Regions from separate parts of the Homo sapiens genome. Here region 2 is linked to region 1. A link is a loop called in an ENCODE intact Hi-C map of the cell type or tissue named here. Cell type or tissue: PC-3. All regions are shown on one strand. Links, peaks and the distances in the headings refer to the core of each region. The heading gives the core; the rest is flanking DNA.

Region 1 (15,382 bases), core at 5,154-7,653:
TTTCCCCTTATAATACTGTAAATGGAACTTTTTTTTTTTTAACTCCTCACGTACCTCAAAATATCAATTTCCAAAACAGGAATCCTCTACTCAGCACTAAAATCAATAAATCTAAAGAGCTTCTTTGTCTTTATTTGGCAGAGGAAAGGGACGATTTTGCTGGTCAGCTCTATATAAATTCCATTGAAGAAAATATTGTTTTAGAATTAATGAGTTAATTTGTTCATTCTTTAGTGCATTCACTCAGCGCGTCCACTAATTCAATCAACTGGCATTTACTGAGCTCTGCCATACATCATACACGGGCCACTGAAAGAAGCTAAACTTAAGACTCATTCATCTGCAGACAAGTGGGGGTTGCACTCTTGCTTCTGAAACAAGTTAACCAAGCACAGAGAAGGCGCATCTAAGCTGTACCCATGGTTGTTTTTCTCCTTTTTCCAAAGGATCAATTCTGACTCTTGGTTGGTTTTGAAAGAAATTTTACTATGGATTCTTTTCTGGTAATATTTTTCTCTCTTAGAATATCCTTGAAACTGGCTGGGCGCAGTGGCTCATGCCTGTAATCCCAGCACTTTTGGAGGCTGAGGCAGGCAGATCACCTGAGGCCAGGAGTTCGAGACCAGCCTGGCCAACATGGTGAAACCCCGTCTGTACTAAAAATATAAAAATTAGCCGGATGTGGTGGCACACGCCTGTACTCCCAGCTACTTGGGAGGATGAGGCAGGAGACTTGCTTGAACCCAGGGTGGGTGGAGGCTGCAGTGAGCCAAGATCGCACCACACTGCACTCCAGCCTGGGTGACAGAGCGAGACTCTGTCTCGAAAAAAAAAAAAAACAAACAAAAAAAGAATATCCTTGAAATTAACTTATTTGCTTTTAGCTGGTTAACTCAAAGGTTCAGTCGGGAAGGTGCTTCACTTTATTTTATGTAAAAGCCAACCTTGAGAAATTATACTTTGTGGTGGGCTTTGCATCTGTGCTCTCCTTACAGTTAGGCATTAGGCTCTAGAAGCATTGAGTTTCAAAGAAACATCACTAGGGTTTTTTACATCTAGAGAGGACCTTTCATTTTGTTCATGTAGAGTGGTTGTGGGGTACTGTTCCATTTTAGGGAGAACGAGGTTGTTTGAAATGAGCCACTTCTGTACATTGTTATTAGTAGAAGTATTTAACAAAATGCCTTTGCTATTGATTTTATTCTGTAAAGTTTGATTCATATCCAAGCAGATGTGATCAAGAGTGTGATGGTTTGATAAATAGAGCCAGAATCACACCATTATCACTTCCTCCAGATGGTCATGCCCTCTTCATTTCCACAGTGGCTGGATGTCTAGGGCCTCCAACCTGGTCTTCCTCATTTTCCTTCAGTTCTCTGCTCAAATATTCTTAGACTTCCTCTGTCCCACTATGTGAAATAGCATTTCCAGGCCAGGCGCGGTAGCTTACACTTGTAATTCCAGCACTTTGGGAGGCTGAGGCGGGAGGATTGCTTGAGCTCAGGAGCTCGAGACCAACCTGGGCAACACGACGAAACCCTGTCTCTATGAAAAATATAAAAATTATCCAGGCATGGTGGTGTGCCTGTGGTCCTGGCTACTTGGGAGGCTGAAGCAGGAGGACTGCTTGAGCCCAGGAGGTTAAGGCTGCAGTGAGCCATGATTTCTCCACTGTACTCCAGCTTGGGTGACAGAGCAAGACCTTGTCTCAAAAAAATAAATAAATAAATAAATAAATAAATAGCATTTTAACTCCTCGGCACTCCCCTCTCTTCTTATCTGACTTTATTTTTTCTTCATAGCCTTTATCATCACCTGCCACATTATGTATTTTTTAAATTTATTATATTTGTCTCTTCACAGTAGAATATAATTTTTATTTTGTTGTTTTTGCCATATTATCAACATCTGGGGCAGTGTCTGGCATTGTGTGTCCGATAAACATTTGTTGGATAAATGATTGAGTGGCTACTTGGTTGTTCATATGTTACATGCTGTCTTTGGAAGGTTACTGTAAACATGAACTGGATTTATCTTGGCAACATTTTAAGAACATGTCTTCCTCTACATACATATTTGCCTTCCCTCATTTTTAAAGAAAACCAGTACAACAAAAGGAAAATCAAGGTCTACCTGAAGAGACCTTGTGATATACAAAGCAAGATAGGTAAAAATAATACCAGGCTTTTATGAGCTAATAAATAAGTCAGGCTAAAGACAAGAGGATAGAAGGAATGTGAAATATACACATGATTTCATATGGATGTGGAATTGTTAACACCAGTGCTACACTTAACTCAGTTGGTATGGAAAGATCTCTCAGGATAGTGGTAGGAATGGAAATTTTCTATTAAAATGAAAAACATCCCACTGTTGCAGTCTCAATTCCTTTCCACTTAACGGGTGTTTATTGAGTGCACAACACTATGCCTGGTGCCCACCATGTGGTTACAGAATGAAAGATGCTTGTAAGGAGTTATCAATCAACATACATTGCTTGTTTATCCAAACTTGTGGAAAGGAGTATATTCTAGATGATATAGAAATGACAGAGTACCAGTACATCTTTTATATCTCACTCAGAATATGTTCTAGCTGTTACATTGAAATATGAGTAAGCCTTGCCGCTTGAGCATTCTCAATATTGTGAAAAAAATACAGGAGCCACTTTGAGGAGACCCAGCATTGTTGGAGGTAGGAATGTGCCAGGTTCTCCCTGCTGGACAAGGTGGAATGCTTCCCTGCTTTCTGTCCAGGGTGAGTGGAGCAGCCTCCCCTAGGAACATGACGCAGGGCACCGGTCATACTAACCCACCATCTTTAGTCTCCCTTTTACCCTGTGTGTTTAGCTTGTTTTACTCGGAAAAGGTAAATAAGGTTTTGGTTGAAAATACCTTTTATTGATTATAAGCTTCCAAGACAGGGAAAAACTAAACAGGAGGTGCTGAATGGACCTGAAAATGGACCTGATGATCTACTCAGCTTAATCATGCTAATAAAGAAAGGTGGGGTTTGTTTTGTTTTGTTTTGTGTTTTGAGACAGGATCTCACTCTGCCACACAGGCTGGAGTACAATGGCATGATCACAGCTCACCTCAGCCTTGACCTTCTGGGCTCAAGCAATCCTCCTGCCTCAGCCTTCTGAGTAGCTGGGACCACAGGTGCAGGCCACCACACTTGGCTAATTTATTTCATTTTTTTTTTTTCATTTGCAGATAACCCAAAAGGCAAATGATTCACCTACGGCTAACAGAGGTGATTGCATTTTGAATAGGATGTCTGTCTTTCTTTGGGCTGCTATAACAAAATACCATAGCCTGGGTGGGTTATAAACAACAGAAATTGATTTCTCACAGTTTTGAAGGCTAGGAGTGTGAGATTAGGATTCCAGTTCTGGTGAGGGTCCTCTTCTGGGTTGTAGAGTGTGCTGCTCTCATTACCTACACACTTCCCAAGAGCCCCACCTCCCAATACCATTACATTAAGGGTAGAATTTCAACATATGAATTTCAGAGGGACACAAATATTCTGTTCATAACAATGTCCAAGCTCACAGATCACACCTCACTAGCCACATGCCTAAATGTCATTAAAGGCACAGTAATTTACTAACTTCCATAGAGGAGAGAAAAACCTTTTAAAAACATATTTTTTAACATGGTTTGGATACAGTGAGTTTTCACAAATTTGAATATTATGTGTAACTGAAAAACATTGGCTTTAAAAAATTATAAATTATCTTCCTTTACATTTGATATTTCATGTGGTTTTGCCTTCACATAGAAAAGAAGGTTTCATCATAAGCACGTTTCTGATGTGCATTTCTCATAGCTGTTGACAACTTGCTGTGTTTTGCTCTGCTCTGTTTGCCGTAGCGGAATCATTCTCCTTTCTAACCAATCTGTGCGCTGTGGTAGCATGTTCTCTTCTAGGTTGCTGTTTAAGTTTTGTTATGTGCCTTGATGATGTTCCCTCTCTGTAATACAACCAGAAATTGAGGCTGCGACTTCATTTAAATTATTGTCAGGTTGTGGAAATAGGCCTGCCATGTGCTCGCCATCCCCACAGGGAAGTGGAGGAGTGTCTGAAATGAGAAATGAACCAGCTTCTGGCAACTCATGAAGAATGTGTCTGGAAATAGGGATGGTATGAAGGGAGGGTTATTGCTGTGTTTTATATAATAAAGGGAATGATTAATGGGCTCCCAGTATACCACAGTAAAGAACAAAATTGCCTTTGGGACCTTGGAGGCTTTGTTTAGTTTGGGGGCTTATGTTTGACTGAAGGTCTCATGTTCTTGACAAAAGGGTGACATTTGCTGAGTAAACTTTGAAATTTTATTATATGTAATATAATAACTGAAGAGGGGGCTATCAAGACACTCTCTGAGGAAGGTCTATGTTAAGTGGCATTGATCATTGCATAGCTTCCTGATTTACAGGTGACTTGGAAGATCATTCTAAACTGTAAGGTCCTTGAGGACCTTACATGTATTCTTTTATTCTTTCCTCATTCTTTCATTGATATTCACATTGACTGAGCATCTCCTATAGTCACGCTGTGTTGGTTGGTGGTAAGAGAATAACATGGTGAGCAAACCAGGCAAGGTGCTGGTGACTTACAGTCCAATTATGGAGGCAGATGTTAATAATCACCGTAACAAGAATATAATAACAAATGAAAACAAAAGCTTTGAAGAAAAGAGAGACATGTTGCTGTTAGGGCATTTAACCAGGGAGCTTGACCTAGTCATGAAAGGCCAAGGAAGCCTTTTCTGGGGAAGTGAAAGCTGAAAGAAGGTAAGGTGTTAACCAGGTTAAAGAGGAGAGTGAAAGAGCTGTGACCTTGGGAACAGCATGTGCAAGGGCCCTGTGGCAGGATGGAACATGCTGCTTTGAAGGCAAATGCAGCTGGTAGGTGGTAGATGGTGAGACTGGAGTAGTTGACAGGAACCAGACCACACATAGCTTCAAAGGCTATGCCCAAGATTTGCATCTTTATACTAAGAACAGTATGGAGTCACTAGGAAGGGGATGTGTTAGGCAGGGGTGTCATTTATGCTTTCATTCCTCTGGTTGATTATGAAACCAAGGGTAGATGTGGATGATGAGTAGAAAGCTGCCTTAGTTTTCTGATGAGAGATGGTGGTGTCCTGGCTTAGCTGTCTGTAGGGCAGACAAGTTTGAGAGACATATATGGCTATGTATCTTTACTGCCTGGTCTTGAGTGGGCACTTAGTAAATGTTTCCCTTCTTGGCATGCGTTAGAAGATGTGGGTTTTATTTTACCTTCTGTCATTGTATAGCTATCAGACCTTGTATGTATTGCTTCACCTCTCTGGGTCTCAGTTTCCACAAATATAAAATAATATAGATGAATTGTGTCCTTTCCAGTGCCAAATTCCCTAGGTTCATGATGTTTTGAGTGCTATCGGTTTTTCAGGCAGAGGATTAAAAGGTAAATGTGGGCCGGGTGTGGTGGCTCACACCTGTAATCCCAGCACTTTGGGAGGCTGAGGCAGGTGGGTCACTTGAGGCCAGGAGTTCAAGACCAGCCTGGCCAACATGGTGAAACCCTGTCTCTACTAAAAAATACAAAAATGGCCAGGTGTGGTGGCTCACACCTATAATCCCAGTGCTTTGGGAGGCCAAGGCGGGTGGATTGCTTGAGGTCATGAGTTCAAGACCAGCCTGGCCAACATGGCAAAACCCCATCTCTAGTAAAAATATGAAAATTAGCCGGGCATGGTGGCACACACCTGTAATCCCAGCTCCTCCGGAGGCTGAGGTGAGAGGATCGCTTGAACCTGGGATTTAGAGGTTGCAGTGAGCCAAGATTGCACCACTGCACTCCAGCCTGGGCGACACAGTGAGACAATGTCTCAAAAAAAAAAAAAATTAGCTGGGTGTGGTGGCACACACCTGAATCCCAGCTACTCGGAAGGCTGAGGCATGAGAACTGCTTCAACATGGGAGGCGGAGGTTATAGTGTGCCGAGATCGCGCCACTGCACTCCAGCCTGGGCAACAGAGTGAGACTCTGTCTCAAAAAAAAAAAAGAAAAAGGTAAATGTGTTGGTTTAATAATAGGAGATCAGTATCTGAGTTTGCTTACACAACCATCTTTCTTCAAGTCCTTCTTTCTAACTCCTTGGATGTTAGAAGACATGGTTAGGGGGCACCACTGTATACACTTAACATTTCATTTATGGCAAACAAGACCGGTCTTTAATTAGGTTGCCTTTTTAAAGCACACCAGATGTGAGTCACTAGAAAAACAAAACCAAACTCTTCAAATGAGTAGGAGTGAATGTAAGAATTCTAATGAATCAGCCCAGGGTACACAGCCTAAATGAAGTGGAAAAAGCTAGGGGAGGTTTGCTAAGGGGGTGCATTTGACTCTTGCGTCCTATAAGTTGGGAATCCTTTGTCAGCAGTTGTAACAGGCATGCTCAGCTGCAACCACAAACATTTTCCAATGGAGGAGTGTTGATAGCATTTTCATTGACCTTAAAAAAATAAAAAATCTAATGGCAGGGTCAAGGGGAAGGCAAGAGGTGTAATTTGCTGGTCAGTCTCAGTCAGCCGCCTGCAGCAGCCTCGTCCTGTGTGAGACTTTAAGGGAATGCACATTGGCATGGGGGTTCCCAGGCGGAGGGGGGCCCAGATTCAGCCTTGGCCTCATAGAGGAGCAACAAATTGAAACAAGAGCAGCCCTGTTGACCTTCAGACTGCAAATGGACTGCTTTCTTTGTGCCATGTCGCCCAGTGAAATAATCCTGATAAAAGCTTTTTGTTTAGCCATTGGAACAAGAGCAGGGATTCAGGGAAAGAGTATTTCCCCACCCTTTTAAAAAATGTTTTGGTGTTGGCTGTTCGACAGACCTGGGTTCTGCTGAACCAGTAGGCATTGGAGTAGGGGGATTTGTGGAGTAGGGAGGTTCTTGGTTGGTTCTGAGGTCATCTGCAAGGTTTTTGTTGCATCTCTCACACTTACAGAAGGGCAGTCTGACCCTGCTCCCCCTCCCACTCCCCTCACCCTGCCTTTACCTCCATACCATTCCTTTTAAAGTCCCAAAAGGTGGGTGGGTGGGGAGGGTCAGGGGCTTACTCTTTCATTTGCTCCTTCATTTTAAGCTGTGGATTAGCATCTATGTTTTTGCCTTTGTAGCAGATTGGCCAGAGATAACCCCATTATTTTAGTGCATCCTGTTGCTGTGTATAGGTTTTAGGGATCATTTGGGAACTATTATAGGTTATAGACCAGTGGAAGCAGAGCTGCTGCTTATTAGATTGAAGACATTTGGTAGAGAGAGAGTTAAAAAAAAAAAAAAAAACCAACAGGTTAGAAGGCTTCATTCACTTTTAGAAGAGAGAAAGGAGGAAGAGTCTGAGGTACATTCTATAGCTTTGTGGGAAGAGGGGATGCTTCCGGCAGGATCTTTGGGATTTGGCAGTGGCAGACTCTACTCTTTGCTCCCTGCAAGGCCCTGAACAGCCTCCTGAGGGCCCAGCAGATCCAGGCCTTTCCGACCCCAGCCCTCAGTCCCCAGGCCCTTGTACATTTTATACTCAGGTTCCATTTAAGAAGTGGGAGATCCATAGCCCCTTCTGTAAATGTATCAAGAGAGAAAATCCCGGGCTCAGGGAACTTTGAAGCCTCTGCTTTAGCCACTGCCCCCAAGCCTCCATTGGGCTCAAATTTCCTTGCTTTTCCTGCTAGGAAGACTGTTTCTTTTGCATGCTTTCACCTGGGCAATCTAGGTTTTAAATTTTGAGCATTTGAGGAGCTTGTGTTGGTTTTCTACCAAACCTAGATGATAGATTAGGTTCCAGTTCCTTCCAGCCCCAAGCTTTCTAGACAATCTAAGGCCATCCTTTGACTTCTTCAAAGTTAGATGGCCCCTAAGACTCCTCCATGTCCCACCCCAGTCTGAAGTTGATGGCCAAAGTCCCAGGCAGAAGGCACCAAAAGGGAAGATACCACCCTGGCACTGACCACCACTCACTGGTGACAGGCGCTTCATACTGCAGCAGCCCCTCTGCCTACATAACAAGCCTGAGAGGTGCTTATCATCACACTTGTCTTACAGGAAGCTAAAGCCGACATGGTTTCTTTTCTCCAAGACTTTGCAGATTTGCACAGGGGCCTCTCCTAGCCATGAATCTCCTCTCCTTTCCCTGCAGCAGGGGGCTGGAGGTGCTTTATTTCTGCCGCATTGCCTTTTCATTGTGGGCCTAGAGACCACTCATAAAGGCAGATCTTCTTTGTTCTTTAGTAGCCATGATTCAAGAGAAGCCCTGGTATCGCTCTTCCTTACAGCTGACCATTGCCAGCTTCTGAGCACGAAATGAACTTGGCACGTATTAATCACGTCATCCCCCACCAACCATTAGGCAGATCTTTTTAGAAACATAAATCAGATTACACTCCTTAGTCAAACTCTCCAGTAACTTCCAGGGGCTTCCATGGGGTCTCTAAACTTGGATTGGAAAAAAAATTACATCTGTATTTTCACTAACCTCCAACTGAAATTTACATTTCCTTTCTATAAATGAGGACAAAAAACCACAGCAATATCAGCAGTTACTTGTGACTTTGTCACCAAAAGAACCCACTGTGATTTTCTCTTCACATTATACTGGTTACATATATCTCAGAATATTTTGTATGCCCATTTGATTGTAAAATGACAGTAGTGGTTAGATCTGCCACCATATCTGTTATTTAAACAGGCTAGACACAGTGGCTCACACTTTGGGAGGCTGAGGTGGAAGGACTGCTTGAGGCCAGGAGCTAGAGACCAGCCTGGGCAACATAGTAAGACCCCATCTCTACAAAAAAATTATAAAATCAGCTGGCCATGGTTGCACACACCTGTAGTCTCAGCACACTACTCAGGAAGCTAAGGCAGGAGGATCACGTGAGCCCAGGAATTTGAGGCTGCAGTGAGCCATGATCGTACCACTACACTCCATCCTGGGTGACAGAGTGAGACTCTGTCTCTAAAAAATAAAAATAAAAAATAAATATGAACAAAGAAGTTATTTAATAAATTAGATTTTTATGTTGCAAATTATATTTTATTTTTAATTAAATTGTTTGTTTATATTAATTTTTATCTATCTATCGATCTATCTATCTATCTATCTATCTATCTCTCTTGAGACCAGGTTATGAGACTGGCTAATTTTTGTATTTTTAATAGAGACAGGGTTTCGCCATGTTACCCAGGCTGGTCTGGAACTCCTGAGCTCAGGCAATCCACCCACCTCAGCCTCCCAAAATGCTGGGATTACAGGTGTGTGAACCATCATGCCCAGCTCAATGTAATGAGTTTTCTTAATCAGAAGTGTACCAACGGGGCTGGGTGTAGTGGCTCATGCCTGTAACCCCAGCACTTTGGGAGACCGAGGTGGGCAGATCCCTTGAGGTCAGGAGTTCGAGACCAGCCTGGCCAACATGGCAAAACCTGTCTCTAACTTAAAAAAAAAAAAAAAAATTAGCCTGGTGTGGTGGTTTGTGCCTGTAGTCCCAGCTACTCGGGAGGCTGAGATGGGAGAATCGCTTTAGCCTGGGAGGTGAAAGTTGCAGGGAGCCGAGATCTCTGCTCCACTGCACTCCAGCCTGGGTGACAGAGTGAGACCCTGTCTCAAAAAAAAAAAAGGTGTACCAAGGGGGTGGCAAGAGGGATGTGGGCTCAGTCTGCCCTGGATTTAGGCAACAAGGTGGTGTGCTTTTATTATTTAAAAACAATAATACAGGCTGAGCACGGTGGCTCCTGCCTGTGATCCCAGCACTTTGGGAGGCCGAGGTAGGCGGATCACGAGGTCAGGAGATCGAGACCATCCTGGCTAACACGGTGAAACCCTGTCTCTACTAAAAAAATACAAAAAATTAGCCGAGCCTGGTGGTGGGCGCCTGTAGTCCCAGCTACTCGGGAGGCTGAGGCAGGAGATTGGCGTGAACCCGGGAGGCAGAGCTTGCAGTGAGCCGAGATCACACCGCTACACTCCATCCGTCTCAAAAACAAAACAAAACAATAATACAGTCAACTTAAAGTCTATTCTTCTATGATCACTATAAGCTGGTAACTCTAAACAATGTCCATGATAAAAATACTCTTCCCTGGCGGGATAAATCACTCCCATAATCTCCCTGCCCCCACAGTCCCATCCTTGGTCTTTCATAATCCTACATTTTTTTGTTTTTGTCTTCGCCATTTAAAAACATTTTGCAAGCAGAGGTCCATAGGGTTCAGCAGGCTGCCTAGGAAGTATATAACACAGAAACAAGTAAGAATCCCTGACTTAAAATAAAATGTAGATCCACTTTCCTTGGCCTATAGGGCCCAAATGTCTAGGCTCCTGCCCACCTGCCAACCTCATTTCCCTCCACCCTCTCCATCTCTTGGCACCTTCTAATAAACCAGAATTTATTGATGCTACTGAAACATTCAAGGTTTATTCTTTCCTTTCTTATTCCCCCAGATATGACTCCCACCTTGTTCTGATCTCAGCTTTCAATGTCACCTCCTTGCAAAGGCCATTCCTGGTAACTCAATTTAAAGCAGGCCTTGCCCTCCCCGCAAGTGCTTTCTGTGCTGTTGTTACTATCTAAACCATCTGTTGTTCTTGTTGACTGTCTTCCTCCCCTCACCAGAAGGTAAACCCACAAGCACAGACAGGGACTGCCATTGTCAATTGTTATAATCTCTAGCATCTTGGCAGGCACTGGTAGGGGCTCAGTATCCTCAGAGCTGAGTTTGCTTCTCTTGAACTTTCTGTGGTAGCAGCCAGTTAATATATATTTAATTACTAGGCTTAAACCCATTAAAATTCCTACAAAACCTGGAAAAATGTACTCAGCTATAAAAATGCATGTGGATACAGTGAATGGATAGTGCAACCATTACAGTGAAGGAAAGAAGAAGCCTTTTTTTTTTTTTTTTTTTTTTTGAGACAGGGTCTTGCTCTGTTTCCCAGGCTGGAGTGCAGTGGTGCAAACATGGCTCACTGCAGCCTCCACCTCCCAGGCTCAAGCGATCCTCCTGCCTCAGCCTCCTGAGTAGCCGGGACTACAGACATGCACCACCATGCCTGGCTAATTTTTGTATTTTTTTATAGAGATGGGGTTCCACCATGTTGCCTAGGCTAGTCTTAAACTCCTGGGCTCAAGCAGTCTGCCACCTCAGCCTCCCAAAGTGCTACGATTACAGGCATGAGCTGCTAAACCAAGAAACTTTCAAAATGTAATTTGTAGGTCAGAAAAATGGTGCCAGAACTGGATGCAGTGGCTTGCATCTATAGTCCCAGCTATGCAAAGGCTAAAGCATAACTGGGCATAGCTTGAACCCAGGAGTTTGAGGCTGTAGTGTGCTACGATTGTGCCTGTGAATAGCCACTGCACTCCAGCCTGGGCAACATAGTAAGAGGCTGTTTCCTAAAAAAGAACCAAAGAGCAAAGAAACTTTTTAGAGAAAAGGAAAAGGAAATGGCACCAGATTCCCCCATCTCCCCGCTTCTTTGGTGTTATAGCCGTTTGGAGAAAGCAACAGGAATCCTGACTCACAGAGCCTTAGATAGAGATGCTTTGTATGTCACAGAATAAAAAGTACAGAGTTAGGTCAATCCCTGATTGACTGACTCAATTACTAAACTATCACCAAACACACAAGTCCTTTCCATCTCCTTAAACTCTTTGTGCTCTTCAGGCTGGTGTCCCTCATGGTTGCAAGATGGCTGCCAGTAGCCACTGGGTTGATATGTTTCCCTTTTCCAGCAAATAAGTTCTTCCCTTTAGTGTGATTGGGTACATTAGGTCACATGCTTGTCCCTGGGTCAATAATAGTCCCAGGAGGAATGCCATGAAGATTGACTCAGACTCTGCCTTGGGGATGAACGGGGTGAATAGTTGCGGAAAATAGGAGTTCCTTAAAGAGGGAGAAAGGGAAATCAACGTTAGGAAGGCAACCCACCGTGGCCACTGTAGATGTGGCTTGTTTTAAAATCAAATTTATTTTTGTTTTAATTTTGAGGAATAACCACTTAGAATAGCTTCTGATGGGAATGATCCTAATCTTTTTATTTTTTCAAATATGTAGGGCTTTTTTTCTTCTAGAAAAAAATTTTAAAAAATTATTGCCTTTATCTTGGCTTTGTTATCAGTCATGTGATCTGGCAGCTGAAGAAATATGGCCCATGGCTGCAGACTTGGATGCTTATATAACAGGCTTTGGTCTCCATAGTTAGTTTTAAATGGAGAGTGTGTGCCAGGGATTTGGAAAAGCTCTAATGTAAATTTTCAAAGAAATAACATTGCTTAGACCTTACTTAGATTATGAAGAGTAAGTTGGTTCATCTTGGGAGGCAGAGCAAAGCCTCTAAGCAAGCTCTGGAAAGCCTCTAGATTTTTTTTTTTTTAATTCCAGTTTTATTACAGCAGAAGTGTCAGCCACTATCTTGATGGATGCTATGAAGTTAAAAAAAAAAAACAAAAAACCTCTCAAGATGGAAAAGAATTTGGCTCACTTTAGGAAAATTCTAAAACAAGAGGTATAAGCAAATGAAGGGCTGTAGAAGGGCTGTAGCAGAGGAGGGAGGGCCCCAGAGACAGAGGTCAGGGAGAGGGGTTGGGACATGGTGGGTGGTGGGGAAGGGGGAGGGGGACCCAAGGAGAATCAAGCCATATCTGTAAAGAGGATCTGTATTCATGAATTACCGGTGTAATAAAACATAAATGAAAGACAGTGTCAGTTTATAAGCAATAAATAGACAAGTAAAATTGCAGTATTAGACTTGATGACATAAGAATCCTTCCATCCCATGTCAGCCCTTGAAAGCTCTGGAGTAAAAGGCTAGAGAAAGAGCCTGGATTTCCAAAAATGTTGACTCACTGTCCTTATAGACAGATACTAGACATAGATCATTTTCTTATTTTCTTTCTCTTTATCCTGTTCCTCTTATTATCCCTCCGCTTCCTTTTTATCCCCGAGTTACGTGTATTTTATGTGGCTTGGTATCTTCTGATGGCGACACCCCCCAGGACTGACTGGTTATGGACTCAGATTGTCCAGACCCCTACCAGACATCTCGTCCACCACTGGCCAGGCCCCTGGCCCCACATCTTCCTCCTCTGCGGCAGGGCCCCCTGCTGGTCTGCAGGCTCTCTGCTCCTTTGAGAGTAAAACAATGAAATGTCACAACCAGGAAAAGAAAAGAAGCCCTTTGAGCCAAGTAGTGGAATTGAAAAATGACACTTGTCTTTTCTGGGATATTGTTTTAGAAGTTAAATTTCCTTTCATTTTAGGGTTAAGCGTAAGTATTTGGAATGCCTTTTCTGACGGTAACTGTGTCATCATCATCTGTACATCTATGTCACAAATTTGGGAGAGCTGTGGTTCAGCATGACAGTTTTTCCTTCCACTTTAGTGTCGTAGTTGTATGTAGCAGTCATTTACAGGGGGTAGGAGAGTGGAGAAGGAGGGAAGACAGGCAGCCCAGAGTACTTTTTTTTTTTTTTTTGAGACAGTCTCACTCTTGCCCAGGCTGGAGTGCAGTGGCGTAATCTCGGCTCATTGCAACCTCTGCCCCCCAGGTTCAAGCGATTCTCCTGCCTCAGCCTCCCGAATAGCTGGGATTACAGGCACATGCCACCACGCCCAGCTAATTTTTGTATTTTTAGTAGAGAGGGGTTTTACCATGTTGGCCAGGCTGGTCTTGAACTCCTGACCTCAAGTGATCTGCCTGCCTCAACCTTCCAAAGTGCTAGGATTACAGGCAGGAACCACCACGCCCAGCCCAGACTACTTGTTTTTGCATCAGTAAAGGCCATTTATTGCTGCCAAATGAGTGTTTTGAAAAGAGTTAGCAAACGTGTATTTGAATTCCTGCTCTTCCACTTTTTAGATATGTGGTCTTGAGAAAAGACCTCCAGATAAAAATGGGAACAACAATAAATAGTGCTTGACAACCTTCAGTCTTTCCTATCTCAATAAAAACCCTTTGGTGACTGCAGGCACCCCTCCCTCCTGCCCCTCACCTCTCTCCCTCCTCTCCACCCACCTCAGCCTGGATTCCTCCTTTTCCCCTCCTCTGACCTTGTTATTGTACTCCATACTATTGTGTTGAATAAGTGACTCAACTGCCTTGGCCACCAGGTCTTGCCATGGCCATATCTAGTGACTTTTTCCACTCTGACCTCTGCCATGTGCTACATAAGATTGACTTTCTCTCTGTGACTGCACACTCTCCTGTTTACTGCTCACATTTCTGACCACTCCATCTTGGATTCCTTTGCAGTTACCCCTTCTTGTGTCCATCCCTTAATTGGGGGTGTCCCTCAGGGTCCTGACAGAGGCCTTTGGGATAGCTGCTTTTGAAGTTCTCCCCTAAACTTCTTACCTTTCCTACCTGCCCCCCAACCCCCCCACCCCTCTAGGTATTTGCATCCCCCCAAATAGTACCTATCTGTTGCCAAAGCCAGAAGCTGGGGTGGCATCATGGCCTCTTTCCTTTACCTTGTTTCCCACCAAATCTCAACCTGCCTGCCTTCTAAATATCTCCAGAGTCCTCCAGTTTTCTTCAGCCCAGTGACTCTACCTTTCAGAGGCTGCTTAGTCTTTGGCCTGCATTCCTGCTGCTAACTTGGAGATCTGCCTGCCTCCTTTCTGTCTCTCAAATCCATTCCCCACACTGAACCCGAGGCATCTTCCTAAAACACAAGTTGGGTTCCCGCTTCACCACTTTACATCCTTTGCTGCTTCTCCCTGTTTCCTTCAGAGAAAGCCTGAGGATAAATACTCCTCCTTAACGTGGCTTTGAGACCCAGCCCCTGCATGCTTGTGTCTTTCTCCATTGCACTGCTCCTTCTCCATATGCCAGCTAAACAGATCTGGGCTTCCTTGACATAGTCCTTTCTACCCTCTGGTCTTTCTGCCTGGAATCTTTCTTTTCTTTCCTTTGTCCTCACCCTTTTTGTGCCTAATTGTTTTTTTGTTTTGTTTTTTTAGATGGAGTCTCGCTCTGTCACCCAGGCTGGAGTGCAGTGGCGCCATCTCGGCTCACTGTAAGCTCTGCCTCTCGGGTTCACACCATTCTCCTGCCTCAGCCTCCCCAGTAGCTGGGACTGCAGGCGCCTGCCACCACACCCGGCTAGATTTTTCTATTTTTAGTAGAGACGGGGTTTCACCGTGTTAGCCAGGACAGTCTCAATCTCCTGACCTCGTGATCCACCCTCCTCGGCCTCCCAAAATGCTGGGATTACAGGCGTGAGCCACTACGCCTGGCCAATTGTCTTTCTATGTAACTTCTACTGAGAGCCCTCCCCTGACCCTCAAACAGAGGTGACCCCTCCGAAGGCTTCCATAGGAGCCCATGTTCTTA
Region 2 (15,382 bases), core at 8,241-10,740, 51 kb after region 1:
CCCAGGTAGCTGGGATTACAGGCATGCACCTACTAAACCTGGCTAATGTTTTGTATTTTTTTTTTTTTGTAGAGGTGGAGTTTCACCATGCTGCCCAGGCTAGTCTCAAACTCCTGGGGCTCAAGTGATTCACCCACCTTGGCCTCCCAAAGTGCTGGGATTACAGGCATGAACCACCACTTTTTTTTCATAAGTCACCATCCCTTATCCCATCTGACAAGATTAACAATAATTCCTCAATGTTATCTAATATTCAGTCCAAAGTTGCATGTCCTCATATTCAAATTTTACTTCAGACTGCACATTTGGTGATACTGAAGAATTCTTGTTAATTTGTCTCAAAGACGTCCTTGTACAGTTAATTTGTTTGAATCAGTATCCCAACATGGTCCACTCATTCCTTTGTTTCCTTCTTTTTTAAGAGAGAAGGTCTTTACTATGTTGCCCAGGCTGGTCTCAAACTCCTATGCTCAAGTGATCTCTTGCCTCAGCTTTCCAAGTAGCTGGGACTACAGGCATATACCACTGTGCCTGACTGGTCCACCCATTTCTTATCATTGTTATTGTGAAAAATCTCACTGTCCCCCCCTTTTTTTTACCCTCTTGCTGAGGAAACCAGGTCATTTTTCTGGCAGAATATTTTCTAGCCAGGATTCAGGTGTGCTTTCTCATTATGTGTTTTAATGTTTTCCTCTATCCCCGTTTTCTGTAAACTGGTGAGTAGATCTGGAGGTTTGATAAGCATCTTCCTTAATTTTAGCATGAAGTTATTTTGAGGGCACAGCACATCCTTACAGTACCTCCCTGGGTAGAGTCTTATACAGCTGAGCAGATACCAGTTGCTACTGGCCTCCCCTGGCAGTAGTATAACAGCACAAAAATTCAATTGACCATTAAACTGGTAGGTCAATAAAAGTTGAATGTAGGAATAAATGATGACATTAGCTTAGGCTGAGTGCAGTGGCTCACCCCTGTAATCCCAACATTTTGGGAGGTCAAGGGGAGAGGATCACTTGAACCCAGGAGTTTGAGACCAACCTGGGCAACATAGTGAAACCCCATGTCTACAAAAACTAAAAAAATTAGCTGGGTATGGTGGTGCACGCCTGTAGTCCCAGCTACTTGGGAAGCTGAGATGGAAGGAATGCTTGAGCCCAGGAGGTCCAGGCTGTAGTGAGCCACAACTGTGCCACTGACCTCCAGCCTGGATGACAAAATGAGAAAAAAAAAAAAAGTTGCACCAGATGCAGTGGCTCATGCCTATAATCCCAGCACTCTGGGAGGCTAAGGCAGGAGGATTGTTTGAGCCCAGGAGTTCAAGACCAGCCTAGGCAACGTAGTAAGACCCCCATTTCTACAAAAAATAAATAAGTAAATAAAAATTAGCCAGGCATGGTGGTGCACCTGTAGTCCCAGCTACTCAGGAGGCTGAGATGGGAGGATCACTTGAGCCCAGGAGGTCAAGGCTGCAGTGAGCCACGATTGCACCACTGCACTCCAGCTTGGGAGACAGAGCTAGACTCTGTCTTTAAAAAAAAAAAAAAAAACTGCCACCTGGTAGAACATGGTTAATTAAGTGGTAGTAATAAGAATTGTTAGAACTCAAAAGAATAAACTAGCTCCACAGGGCTGGGTTGACCTGGGAAAGCTTCTCAGAAGAAAAACTTGGTCTGAGACTTGAATAATGAATGGTATTTTAAAACATGGAGAAGGATGAGGGAGGGACTATTCTGGACCTGAGTTCAAAGATACACAAAGCTTTTTAAATGTCAACCAATTGGTCCTCTTATGTTGACAGCCCTTGATACATACCTTCTGTGCCTTTTCCTTTCTTTTGTTCTTTAATTCATTCAACAAATATTTATTGAGTGCCTATTATGAGTCAACCTTTTTGTGGCCCAGGGAATATGTTCATGAGGCAGCCTAGTTTTATGGTAAAAACATCAGCTGGGAATCAGAAGACTTTAGTCTTCTCTTAAGTCCTGTTTTTAGAATACAAGTATAAAAAAATTCTTTAAGTTTATTGTTGCTGTCAGTATCTCTAGATGGAGACTTTGGCAGCTCAGACAGAGGATGTAGCATACTGTCACCTTTCCTGGGAAGAAAGGACTTCTGCTGTTTGAATGAAATAGTTTTTTTCGTTACCTTCTTTCCTCTCTCTTTATTCTTTCTTGTGGGAGCACTTTATCCTTTGAGCTCCAAAAACAAAGCTGGAAACCCATGAAACAATATTTGCCACGACCCTGGGCAAAGATACAAATGAAAACAAGCAGAATTCTTTATCAGCCAGACAGTTCACCTTTGTTCATATTCCAAGCGCGTAGGATGGCAGCAGGGGGTGCAGGGGGAGGTTTACCTGTGGTTATCCTGCTGAAAGAGGTATGCTCATTCTCACGAAAAAGAATTGATCTTGAGACTGAAAATGGCTTATGGCAGGGTGGGTGGCTGAGAACAAAAGCAATTGTTAGCATTTTTGAGATATTCATACATCTTGAGCAGCAGCTCAACTTCTATCAGTTTGATCCAGGTCTTTTTTCCTTTGAATTCAGTTCTATCAGCATCTATAGAGTGCTTGCTGTATGCAATACTAGTCATTTCAAGAGGAGGAATTTAGCTTCCTTTCCCATTATCTCCACCAGCCCCCTCACTCCAGAAGCACCTCAAATAAGCTTACCAGCTAAGCATGTACACTGTAGTCGCTGTGCAAACATAGCTTTGAGATGGCCACCCTGCCACCTCCCACATGACTCCCTGAAGTCCTTTTCTTCTTTGTCCTCTCCTGTCACATAAAATTCAGAATTTTCAGGAGAATTTCAGAATTTTCAGTAGAGTTTCAGAATTTTCAAGATAGAAGGGAACTGAGGGTCACCCAGTTCTGTTTGGTAACAAATGTGTTCCACTTCTTCCCCTAGCCAGAGTCCCAGGACAGAGGGTTAGCTCATTATGTCTTTGGCTCCTCTTTTATCCCTAACCTCTCGGGTATAAAATGTAAGTGATTAATGTTCCACAAGACTTGGACTGAAAAACTTTAATCCAGTACATTCTGTTTGATCAAAACAGGGTCCAGGAAAGTTAAATGACTTGTCCATAGCTGCCACAGTCTGTGGGTAAACAGGGACCAAAACCCAAGGCCACTTGATCCCCCATGCGTGGCCTTCCTATAAAGCCACTTGCCCATGGTGTGGACATGATTGCCCTGTGGGTACGGGGCATGCTGGGGCCAATGACACGCTATCTTTGGGGAAGGGTGTAGCTTTGTGGTTAAGACCATCAACGTTCTGGCAGACTAAGTAAGTTCTGGCATGGCTATTTAGTAGCTGTGTGATCTTGAGCAAGTTACTTATCTTCTCTGAGCCTCCATGCCCTCATTTATACAACAGGGCAGTACCCTCTTCAGCAGGTTGTGAGGATTCAGTAAGGTAATATATGTCACATGCTTGTCACAGGTCTGGCATAAGGCAAATGGCACCTAACATTATTTTCTAGCTTTTCAGCACTCAGGTGTGAACTTCCCAAGTCATAATGGTTCTTTCTGTTCCAGCTGAAGTTAACTCAAACCTGTCTTTATTACTCCATTTGTTGAAAGAGAATCTGATATGGAACTTTTTGCTTGGATGATGTGCCACACATGTAGTCTACTGTTAGAAATTGTTTAAAAATCTGAGTTTCAGAGCTGTCTTTCCAACTGGTTGGTTGGTTCCTGGGTTTTGAAGAGATTCGTTCCTCCTCCAGACTTATCTCCTCGCTCTGTTTGGGACCATAATAAACCTAGCTACTGTTTATGAAATTATTACTATGTGGTAGCCCCTTAACCAGGTTTCTCTCTAATCTTCACCTCCACCCTTTGAAGTAGGTGCTATTTGGTCCTGATTGCAGATGAGGAAACTGAAGTTCTGAGAGACTGAGTAACTTGCTTGATGGTTGATATTTTGGTGGTTCTCCCTCGTGGAAGGTGGAAGAGCACACTGTGCTCTGTAGTTTTCTGGATGTGAGATTATGTCTAGGGTGACTCTAGCACTTGGGGTTGACACCTGACAAGGACTTGAGTGAGCATCCAACCCCCTGATTGATCAGCAGGGGAAGCTGGTGAGCAAAAACGTCACAGGACTGGACCCAAGTCAGCACTGCTTCTCATTCAGTGTTCTTTCAGTCATATCATATAGGCTCAAATCCTTGACCCTTGCATCATAGGCTCTGGCCTCAGGACTCCCTGGTTTGTGACTGGCCTGTGAATTAACGTTCCGCTTCAGAATTGGAACTTGAGGTTCTAGAAGCAAGGTGCTTGCATTTGAACTCCAGCTCTGCTGCTTACTAGCTGTGTGACTTTGGGCAAGTTGCTTGAACTCTCTGTGCCTCAGTTTCTCCTACTATAGAAGTACTCATTTCATAGGATTGTTGTAAGGATTACTTGAGATACTTCATTAAAGTCAAAGCACAGTGCCTGGCAGAGAGCAAACACCTCTTCGGCTCTCAGCATCATTTACTGAGCTCTCATCACTTGCCAGGCATCTTTTGGCAATGGGGATGTAGCCTTGTACAAGCGATTCATGATTCTTTTGGAGCGTACAATCTAGTAGGGGAAACAGATGCTAGAGAATAATGAAGATTATGATTTATTAAGTAATTCTAGTGCTATTTGTTATTTATGGGGCACTATTTAGAAGTTGCTGCAAGGTATCTTTGTTTTTAGTTCTAATTCTTATAAATGGACAACATTAATGTAAGTAAGTATTTTGGGTAAGAAGTTTGGCCAGGGTTGCACAGAACCCTCAGCTTTGAGAAGCCTGTGGTTTAGCATCTCATGCCAGCAACCATCTAGATGTGTATTTTTGTTTTGTTTTTTAGAGACAGAGTCTTGCTCTGTCACTCAGGCTGGAGTGTAGTGGTACAATCATAGCTCACTGTAACCTCCAACTCCTGGGCTCAAGCCATCCTCTTGCCTCAGCTTCTAAAGTAGTTAGGACTATAGGAATGCACCATCATGCCCTCCTAAATTTTTACATTTTGTGTACAGACAGGATCTCACTATGTTGGTCAGCCTGGTCTTGAGTTTCTGGCCTCAAGTGATCCTCTTGCCTCAGCTTCCCAAAGTACTGGGATTATAGACATCAGCCACCAAGCCCAGTCAGTCATCTGTGTTATATCCAGAACAGAATTAGGTATGGCCCTACCACTTAGATGCAAGCAGCCCACCCTTGAAGGGCAGAAGGGAAGCTGTGACTGGGCAGAATCCACAAGGCAGCAAGACTTGGTCCACTGAAGGAACAGATAGCTCTCATAGTCATAACAGGCCTGTAGGAAGAAGACAGTGTAGGAACCAAATGCTGTTGTAAAGATAACACAGGCACTATGTAACCGAGTACCTATTTTTAAGTGACAGTGGTATATTTTAGGCCAGTTCTATCCCATTTGTAGTCTGTCTCCATTTTCCCTCAGTAATTCTTTTCTCATAGTTGATCTTTCCTCTGTTTCAACCTCTTGTTTGCTTTGCCATTTGATATTAAAAGAATCTATATGCATATGCATTTCTTGACAAATGAGTACATTGAGCTTAATTTTCTGATGAGCCTTCATAAAATATTACCATGCTGAACCAACCCAAAATGTGGGCTGCCTATACCAAACATGCTAATTTTAGACAGGGTGCTTTCATCAGTACATAAGATATGAATTTTTATTTGAAAGCTTTCCTGAAATTAAATAGCATAAAATCAAGATAATACTCCATATACACTTCAGTCTTTGCTGTTTAATAGAATCACAGAAGCATACACATTTATGTTTAAATCACCTTGTTATATGGTTCAAGAATCTATGTCTCAGAGAGATCACTTGACTTGCCCAAGACCACAGACTTAATGGTAGGGCCAGATTGTATACCATGTCTTCTTTTTTTTTTTTTTTTAATTTTTTTAGAGGTGGGGTCTCGCTCTGTTGCCCAAGCTGGAATGCAGTGGCACGATCATAGCTCACTGCAGCCTCAAACTCTTAGGCTCAAGCAATCACCCTGCCTCAGCCTCCTGAGTAGCTGTCACCATAGGCATATGCCACTGTGCCTGGCTAATTGTTATAATAATAATTGTTATTATTATTGTAGAGATGAGGTCTTACTTTGTGGCCCAGGCTAGTCTCAGACTCCTGGGCTCTAGTGATCCTCCCACCTTGGCCTCCCAAAGTGTTGGGATTATAGGTGTAAGCCACTGCACCTGGCCCATGTCTTCTAATTTAGGTCAGTTCACTCTTCACTCTGCTGCTTCTTTTATATATGTGCAACAGTCATATCCTTTTTTGAAATTATAAGATTAAATCAAAGAATTAATGTCTTTGGAAGCAAGGAGTGTTGGAAAAGTTCTCCAAATTCCACCTTTTTTCCTTAATTCATTTAAAAAAAAAGGGAGAAGGATGATTTATTTACCGGAAGGGTTAATAATAGCATGACGTGCTAACTGTATGCTTAGAAATCTGACATACATATTATCTTATTGGATTATTCATGTGTTTTTAACTCATTAAAACCTTGAAACTCTCATATCCCCATTTTATAGATGCTTAAACTGATGTTTGTCATCATTAAGTAAACTGTCCAAAGTCATATAGTTGGCAAGTGAAAACTTGGTATTTGAACCCAGGCTTCTCATTCTAAAGCAGAGGTGTCCAATCTTTTGGCTTCCGTGGGCCACAGTGGAAGAAGAATTGTCTTGGGCCACACATAAAATACACTAACACTAACAATAGCTGATGAGCTTAAAAAAAATCGCAAAAAAAAGTCTCATAACGTTTTACGAAAGTTTACAAATTTATGTTGGGCCACATTCAAAGCCATCCTGGGATGCATGCAGCCTGTGGGCCATGGGTTGGAAAAGCTTGTTCTAGAGCTTGTATTCTATGTTCTTCCAGAAAGAAGGACAGAGTGTTGAGTATTCCACAAAGAAAATTTTGCTGTAAAGGCAGAGTGGGAGGGAAATATCTTATTCTTTTTCAGTTTACTAGCTCTTCACTTTATAATTTAACCTTCCATATTAAAAGCTTCTCTAGGAAGTGAGAATTAATTTGGGGGAAGGAAGCCTCAATTATTCCTGCTTCCAGCTGGTACAGATGCTTGGCCACTTCAGGACAGGTAGGAGGGAGAATGTTGGCATCTGTCTACTGAGCTCAGAAACTGGAGAAGCATCTAAATTCAGGAATGATGCCAGGTGGGGTGGGGGTGTGGGAGGGAGGAAAAGGATGTGGTGTTTGGGGCCCATAACTCAGGAAACGTGATGGCACCTAATTTCAGAGTGGCATGAGGCAAGCATTTAGGAAAAGAATAGTGAACTATTGTTACAGGTTTTTTTTAAATGGGTGGGTTGTTTTTATAAAGTTTTATGAACAGGAAACTGAAGCAAAATGCTGATCCTTTTAGTTTTTGAGCTCTGCCAGCATCATTTTTATATTTATTTTTGAATTTTGATGACAGGCACTTCCTTTAACACTTCTGGGAGTAAAGTGTAACAAGATACCCCAAACTGCATTTCATAACAGCAGAATCCAAATGAAGAGTTGTAGTTTCAGATCTTTTCGATAACACGGTGAGACAGAACTGGATCCCTCCCCAGCCAGGGGAGAAAGAGAACTCTTTCAGTAACTGAGGCAGTCTGCAGAATTTTTTCCCTTTCAAAACATTCTAGAAAATTTGCCTAACATGTGGAAAACCTCTAACATGCATTAAAATGGGATAGACTGTGGCAAAGAAAATACAGATCAAATTCTCCTCCTCCCATGAATCATAAAAACCCAGCCTTCCCAGCTATTGTTTCTCCTGGAAGATGACTTCATCTTAAAGAAAGTGGTTCTATCTGTTGTGTGTTTTGGATGCACTAAACCAATGTTTCAGGCATCTGGCTGCCAACTTTGGAGATGTTAAAAGCCTGTTTTGTTCCTGCAGGGCACTCTTTCATTGCCTACCTTATAAAAGTTATGTCTTATTGCATTTTCCTGGCACCAGAGCAATCCTTGTACCTACCCATTGCATTTGGTTTTTCTGAGCCTGCAGGCAGCACTGGGTTATTAAAGTTCAAGGAGGAATCCACATGATGTTGGCTTTACAATTTTAATTCTCTCTTACCTTCTTTCCTCCCTACCTCCCACTCAATGACAGATGAGCTTTGTTCACCATGTATTGTCTCTAAACCAGAATGAGCTCTCAAAATTATCTCTTGTAAGGCTCTAGGAGGGGAGAACATGACTCCCCTTTGGTGGAGCAGCTAGCAGAGAAGTTTCCTTCTTCCTTTGGCTTCTTTGAATAAAAAGTTCTTGAGTCTATAATTTATCATCAGCCTTGAACTTCAGATAAGCACCATGTTTAATCTTGCAGAAACATCAGGCAAAATCTGCCCCCTCCCTTAAAAGTCAGCCCCTTGGGGCCCACCTCAAGAAAACAGAGTTTTGATACAAATGGCATTAGGTGTGAGCATGGCAAGTTAAGAGGAAAAAAACATTTTTGTAGAGTTTAACCTGGAATCAAAAACCTAGAGAAGGGAATGAAAGAAATAACCTTTAAAGGGAAGGAAAAGGGCAGATGAGCATGTTGCACAGTGTCTTTGAAAATAAGCTATTTGATGTCCCTTTGTCACTAGTTTCAGCCTTCCTGGCAAGTCCACCTTGTTCAGGAATTAGTGTGTAAACAGCTGGAAGGAACTGAAAGCTCTATCATATCTGAGAGGCCCCCACAGTCTAACACTGTAGGAGCCGTTTCTCAAAGTGGTTTGGACTCTTCAAGAAGCTAAACATTAAAATTAGGGGCCTATTTGAATTACCTTTCAAAATTTCAAACAGCCCACTATAGTATTCTGCATATTATTTTTTGGTCCCATCTCAGAAGTTTTAAATATGGTGTATTCCTCCTTGCAAAAATCTTCTCTGGATTTGCTTCCTCCGTGACGTGTTCTTTGATTAGCCCCATTTCAATTTAATTTTCATTTCAACAAATATGAGCTGAGAGTCTGCTATGTGCCAGCGTAATAGGAGGAGCTGGGGCTACTGTGATGAGCAAGATAGATATGGTCCCTGTCCCCTTGTAGCTTGCAGCCAGGCAGTGGAGACAGACATAAAATCAGTCAATATGAGCAGGCTGACTACTGGGGAAGAAGAGGTACTTGGCACCTTGAGGGCACAAAACAAGGATTACCCTTGCCTGGGGGTCACAGACAACCTTGAATGAGAGGAATTAGCTAGGCACAGCTATCAGTTGGTTGTACTTATTAATGCTAGAGTTGAAGAATCAAATGATAGTGCAATGATAAAATCTGGGGAACTAGTGACTAAGTGCTTCTGTTCAGTCCTCTATTGCCAAGGCTTTTGGTTTAATCAGAATTGTGGGCACATGCGAACTATGTTTGCTGAGCTTGGTTTTGGCTCTGAGATGGAAAAAAAATCAAGTAAAGCAGAAACTGTCTTAATTCAGCTCCCACTTAACCAAAGCATTCAGTTAACCCACACCAACTAGCCCCTTTGTGAAGCGTGTCTAATACCCACAGCACACAGAACACTTTCAGCTAATATGCTGCTTCTAGCATACGCCAGCCAGTTTCCACTCCCACCAGATGAGACACATATTTGCCAGGAGTCCCCGAACCTGTTTCTACTAGTTGAACTTGTTCTGTAATTAAAGTCTTCTGCCCATGCCCCCACCCCCACCATCTGCCCCAGCCCCAGCCCTAGGTCTTTTTTCAAGTAAACATCTCAAGCCAAGTGCCCTCCTCCCATTCTCTGCTCTACAGCTAATTTTTTAAAAACGTAAATGCTGTCATGCCCTCTGGCTATGAAGATAAGCATGTTTTAAATTGGAACCTTGGATACCAGATTGTAAATCAAGTCCCAAGAGCCAGAACACATCTCCTAGTGGGTGGCTTACTTGGTAGTTTACTCGGAGTATAGATTTGTCAATTTTTCATCATATCCTTGAGGCACCCATCTGTATATAGCATGGTGTGGCACACAGTAGTTCCTCAGTGCACGTTTGTTTGGATGAACAAATTAAGAGGCTCCTTATTCCCATTCTGGGTTTTGATGCTACAGCCATTGGGCTAATTACCCCCTGTGCACCTCAGGACTGAAGATTTGTGGTCAGAGCATTTCTAGCCTGTGGCTGGGGGATCATTATTGGGCTTGCTGATCATTCTGATTCATAACACTATGTATGTTACTCGAACAGTGCTTTTTGAGGGTATTTTACAGATTTCTGGGTCTGCTGCCAAAGATTCCAATTCATTGGACCCAAAGTGGGCCTTAGGGATATATATGGATTTGATAAGCTTCTTAGTCAATTTCACAGCAGGTGGTCTCTGGGAGTGTCCCTGACTCCTCAGAAGTCATTTCTCTATAAATGTATGGGTTTTCAAATTCAGGCCAGATGATATGAATACTGCCATATTTTGTTATTTTACACATTTTCCTCCACATGTTAACTTCTCTTGAATTGCCAAGGGTCTTACAATTGATCATATAATTTAATTGACAATATTTTTCTTTTCTTTTCTTTTCTTTTTGTTTTTGAGACTCAGTCTCTCTCTGTCACCCAGGCCGGAGTGCAGTGGTATAGTCTCAAGCTCACTGCAACCTCTGCTTCCTGGGTTCAAGCCTCCCGAGTAGCTGGGACTACAGATGTGTGCCACCATGCCAGTTACTTTGTCTATTTTTTGTAGCGACAGGGTTTCAGCATGTTGCCCAGGCTGGTCTCCAACTCCTGGGCTCAAATGATCTGCCCGCCTCAGCTTCCCAAAGTGCTGAGATGACAGGGGTAAGCCACCACACCCAGCCTATTTTAGAGAGTACATAAAATAATAGCACATATTACAGTCTTAGGTTCGACAAAATACGGTACTTTGATTACTGAGTTTGTAGTTGATGGAGGAGAAAACACCTCTAATATCCAAAGCTGGAATGTATACATTTTAGGTTCTAATTTCTCTGAATAATGGTTACTATACGAAACCCACATAAAGGAATACCTTAGTTGTAGTCTGAGGGGAATAAATAACTAAATAAATATATGGCCAGGCACGGTGGCTGACGTCTGTAATCCCTTTGGGAGGTCGAGGCAGGTGGATGACATGAGGCCAGGAGTTCGAGACCAGCCTGACCCACATGGTGAAACCCAGTCTTTCCTAAAAATACAAAAATTAGCCAGGCATGGTGGTGCACATCTGTAATCCCAGCTACTCAGGAGTCTGAGGCAGGAGAATCGCTTGAACCTGGGAGGTGGAGGTTGCACTGAACCGAGATTGCACCACTGCACTCCAGCCTGGGTGACAAAGTGAGACTCTGTCACAAAGGAAAAAAAAAAAGTAAAGTAAAAAATATTTTAAAAATTAAATATAACATATTTATTGAATCCTTAACCCCCAAATATGAAATACTCTCAAAGGCAGACTCTCCAGAAAATTCAAAGACACTCTAGTAGTACACAGAAAATGTTTTATTACTTCTGTGGGCAGAACAAGCCTGCTGATAGTTATAAGTTCAAATTGGAGAAGGTCAGGTTTCTTACTGCAAAATCTTCAGTGAGACAGGTTTTTGTTTATACAAACTGTGCATCCAGAAACACCATATATCAAGAAAATAGTAAATTAAACCCCTTAGGGTTTTCATTTAATCACTGAGTTTGCATTTCTGCCCCCCAAAACAAATATAGTGGCAAAGGTTGTCCTGGGGAAGAATAAGACTTGAAAAAAATTCCCTCTTCCCTGGTTTCTTCTTTATTATATTTCATTGAAATTTTAATTTTCACTGGTGTTTTAAAGTATATTTGTGTACCTGAAGCAGTTTAAGACAGTTTTCTGTCCCCTCACTCCCTTACTCCTATATTCCTCTTTATTCTTTTGTCTGTCTTGTGTTTTATGGAATTTGTTATTCAGCCAACGGTCAGGTTTGGGCATCAGGGAAGACTTGATTCATTGCCCTGTTCTGGGGTTTCTTGGCACTCAAGCATTTCTTCTTTGCCCCACCAAGCCTAAGCTGATATTTGATACTAATCAATGATCAAAGTCTGAAGTGAAAATACCTTGAGGTCAATACCCACAGATTCCCTTGGCTCCAATACCATATTTCAGGACCACTCTCTCTTTACCACAGCGTTTCTCAATAGTGGCACTATTGGCATTTTGGACCTGCTAATTCTTTGTTATGGGAAGCTGTTCTGTGTATCATAAGTGTTAACAGCATCCCTGGCCTTTACCTATTAGATGCCAATGGCACCCTGGCCTTGTCCACTGACAATCAATCAAAAATACATCCAGACAGTGCCAAATATCTGCTGGGAGGTAAAATCACCATTGGTTGAGAAGTATTGCTCTTATGAACCAGAGGCTAGCAAATGTTTATGATGTTTCAGGGCAAAACACTTCAATATTATTATTTTTTTGAAAAAACAAAAAAATTTGCTAATTTCATAGCTAATTTTTTATTTTTATTTTAATTAATTAATTATTTTGAGACAGGTTCTCACTCTGTTGCCTAGGCTGGAGTGCACTGGCATGATTATGGCTCACTGCAACCTCGACCTCCTGAGCTCAAGGGATCCTCCCACCTCAGCCTCCTAAGTAGCTGGGACCATAGGCACATGCTACTACGCCCAGCTACTTTTCGGATATTTCTTTTTTTGTAGAGATGGGGATCTCATTATGTTGTTCAGGCTGGTCTCGAACGCCTGCGCTCAAGCAATCCTCCTGCTTCGTCATCCCAAAGTGCTGGGATTACAGGCGTGAGCCACTGTGACTGGCTAATTTATTATTACTATTTTTTTTGCTTTATAGCTGATAATCCACAGGATTAGCTCAGCTGGGAGAGAGAGATACTCTCCTTTAACCAGTTTTTCAGAAAATGAGACCTTAAAGAAAATGCAAGAATTAAGCCTTCCAGCTTTAGACTATCCGGGGATACTTTTTTTTTTTTTTTTTGAGACAGAGTCTAACTTTGTCACCCAGGCTAGAGTGCAGTGGCACGATCTCGGCTCACTGCAACCTCTGCCTCCCAGGTTCAAGTGATTCTCCTGCCTCAGCCTCCCGAGTATCTAGGACTACAGGCACCCGCCACCATGCCTGGCTAATTTTCGTATTTTTAGTAGAGACGGGGTTTCACCATGTTGGTCAGGCTGGTCTTGAACTCCTGACCTCAGGCGATCCACCCGCCTTGGCCTCCCAAAGTGCTGGGATTACAGGCATGAGCCACTGCACCCAGCCCAGAGATACATTTTTGTAAATCTAGACTGGAGTCAGTGGACAGCTCCTCAGGCAAAGGGAGAATAGTAATACTGGTATGAGTTTAGAGATGATGGTTGCTTCATTTGTGCCATTTTTACCTATCTAGCAGTAAATCACAGTCCTGATCTGCCAGAATTCACTGCCAGAACTTCTTTAGGTTCCCTCCCCATCAAAACTGAAATTAGAGAGAGGAGAGGGGGGCTTGGTCATTAACTGGAAATGTCACCCAAATGGAAGGGGAGGGGAAAGGTGTTGCAACACTCATGTGCCCACCATATACCTACACATCCATGCCACTTTAGCAGGTAGAAGAGATGACTTCAGATACCAGGGAAAGCAAACAGAGGTACACATATTGGAGGCCCAGGCTTTCGGGGATCAGCTACTGTTCCTTGAGCTCCTTATTCAAATGTAAACACATAGGTTACAATTGAAAGGCCACATTTTAAAATTGGCCTTATTCTTTGAGCAAGTATGTATTAAACATCTGCCTGGCATAGAAGTTCAGGAATGGGTGGAGAAGAGGAGGGGAGAAATGTATCTAATTGAACACCTGACTGTAATAAGCATTCATTAATTATTTGATAAATGAATGAACGGATGGATGAACAAGCCTTTAAAGAAAAAGGAACTCAGGCCTGGCGCGGTGGCTCCCACCTGTAATCCCAGCACTTTGGGAGGCCAAGGCGGGGCAGATCACTTGAGGTCAGGAGTTCGAGACCAGCCTGGCCAACATGGTGAAACCCCGTCTCTACTAAAAACACAAAAAATTAGCCGGGCGTGGTGGTGTGTACCTGTAATCCCAGCTACTCAGGAGGCTGAGGCGGGAAAATTGCTTGAGGCCGGGAGGTGGAGGTTGCAGTGAGCAAGATCACACCACTGTACTCCATCCTAGGCAACAGAGCAAGACTGTGTCTCAAAAAAAAAAAAGGAACTCGCTATTCCTTATGTTAAAATATAACGCTAATAGGACAAAGCATTGTCCTGTTGGCTGAGAAGGCTGTCACAGCCATGTTAGCTTCTGGTTTTATCCTCAGGCTAGGCCTGCTCTGCTCCCAGTCATGGGACTGGGATTTAAGGAGTTGACAGATGGTCTCCAAGCCATGCCTGGTTGTCTGCAAGTCTAAAAGGAGCTAATAACCAGTGGTGGGCTTCTGTATTCAGGCCTACCATTCCACCAGCAGCCCAAATGACCCCCGCTCAACACAGGCAAGACCACAGGCCCTGTGCTTGGCACAGTTCCTGCAAATGCAGAACAGCCCTCTTTATTTCAGTCTCCAGGCTTCTGGCTGGCAAGGAACACTGCCCGGCTGTGAAGCATTTTATAGGATTATAACGGGCTATGCCGAAGGCAAGTTCTGAAAGACACTTTGTGCCGTTTCTTTGAGTGAAGCTGCCTGTTAGAGCAGTGTTGTTCCTAAGCCCGTAAACACACACACAGGCAGAATGGGGAGCTCTGGGCTCCTGGGGCCACTTAGCTTGGCGGCATTGCAGGACTGGACCAGCTTCCCTCAACTGTGACACTAACCTTAGGGATATGCTTGGAGGCCCTCCTGCAGGGGTGCCTGTTTTCTGACAGTCTTTGTTCACGGACACCCCCAGATAGTGTCTCAGGCAGATTGCCTAAAACCCCAATCTGTCAATGGTGGAGCAGTGCATTACATATGGGGAAGGTGCTGAAGTCAGGGACCAAGGTGGAAATTGCATGAGGTCAGAAATACTCCTGAAATAGCTAATCCTGACCTTAACCTATATACTGATGGAAGTTAAAAAAAAATACTCCTGAAAAATTTGTTAAATGCCTCAAGGACCATATACATGGCTTGTATGCACCCCAAATTGCTGGCTTGAGTTTATAGGCTTTGTTGTACCAAAAATATCTGTATTTAAACACCAGAATCCTATTCTGGATGGTGAGACATTCGTGCTATAAGAAGCTTGGAAGAATCAGACCACCCAAGAGAATTCCAGATTCCCATCTTTCCTTTTGTAGCTTATGCTTTTTTATAGCACTATTTAAATTGTTACAGGCCATTAGTAATCTCTCTGCCTCTGTCTGTCTCTCTTTGCCTAGCATGTATAGTGGAAAAGAGGTATGTTTGTCATATATATGTTGTGTAGCCCTGTGTATTTATTGATTTTTA

What was found. Hi-C counts contacts between places; a loop is a spot of excess contacts. Peaks named below come from ENCODE experiments on the same cell type or tissue, not always from the same donor. Only the 100,000 strongest peaks of a DNase experiment are listed, where the experiment ranks them.
Region 2: a loop joins it to region 1, with 4 times the contacts of the local background. A loop is called at or near these places in 9 of 110 quality-filtered maps.

The regions. Positions count from the first base shown.
Region 1 is chr3:56,853,819-56,869,200 of GRCh38, reverse strand. It overlaps a transcript of ARHGEF3 not described here. Among named protein-coding and RNA genes, the nearest start is that of ARHGEF3, 60 kb to the right of the region's middle. In PC-3, for the core only: no CTCF peak of the experiment used is centred there; a DNase peak (open chromatin) is centred at 6,310; H3K27ac peaks cover 779 bases.
Region 2 is chr3:56,805,677-56,821,058 of GRCh38, reverse strand. It overlaps a transcript of ARHGEF3 not described here. Among named protein-coding and RNA genes, the nearest start is that of ARHGEF3, 11 kb to the right of the region's middle. In PC-3, for the core only: no CTCF peak of the experiment used is centred there; a DNase peak (open chromatin) is centred at 9,618; H3K4me3 peaks cover 1,036 bases; H3K27ac peaks cover 1,537 bases.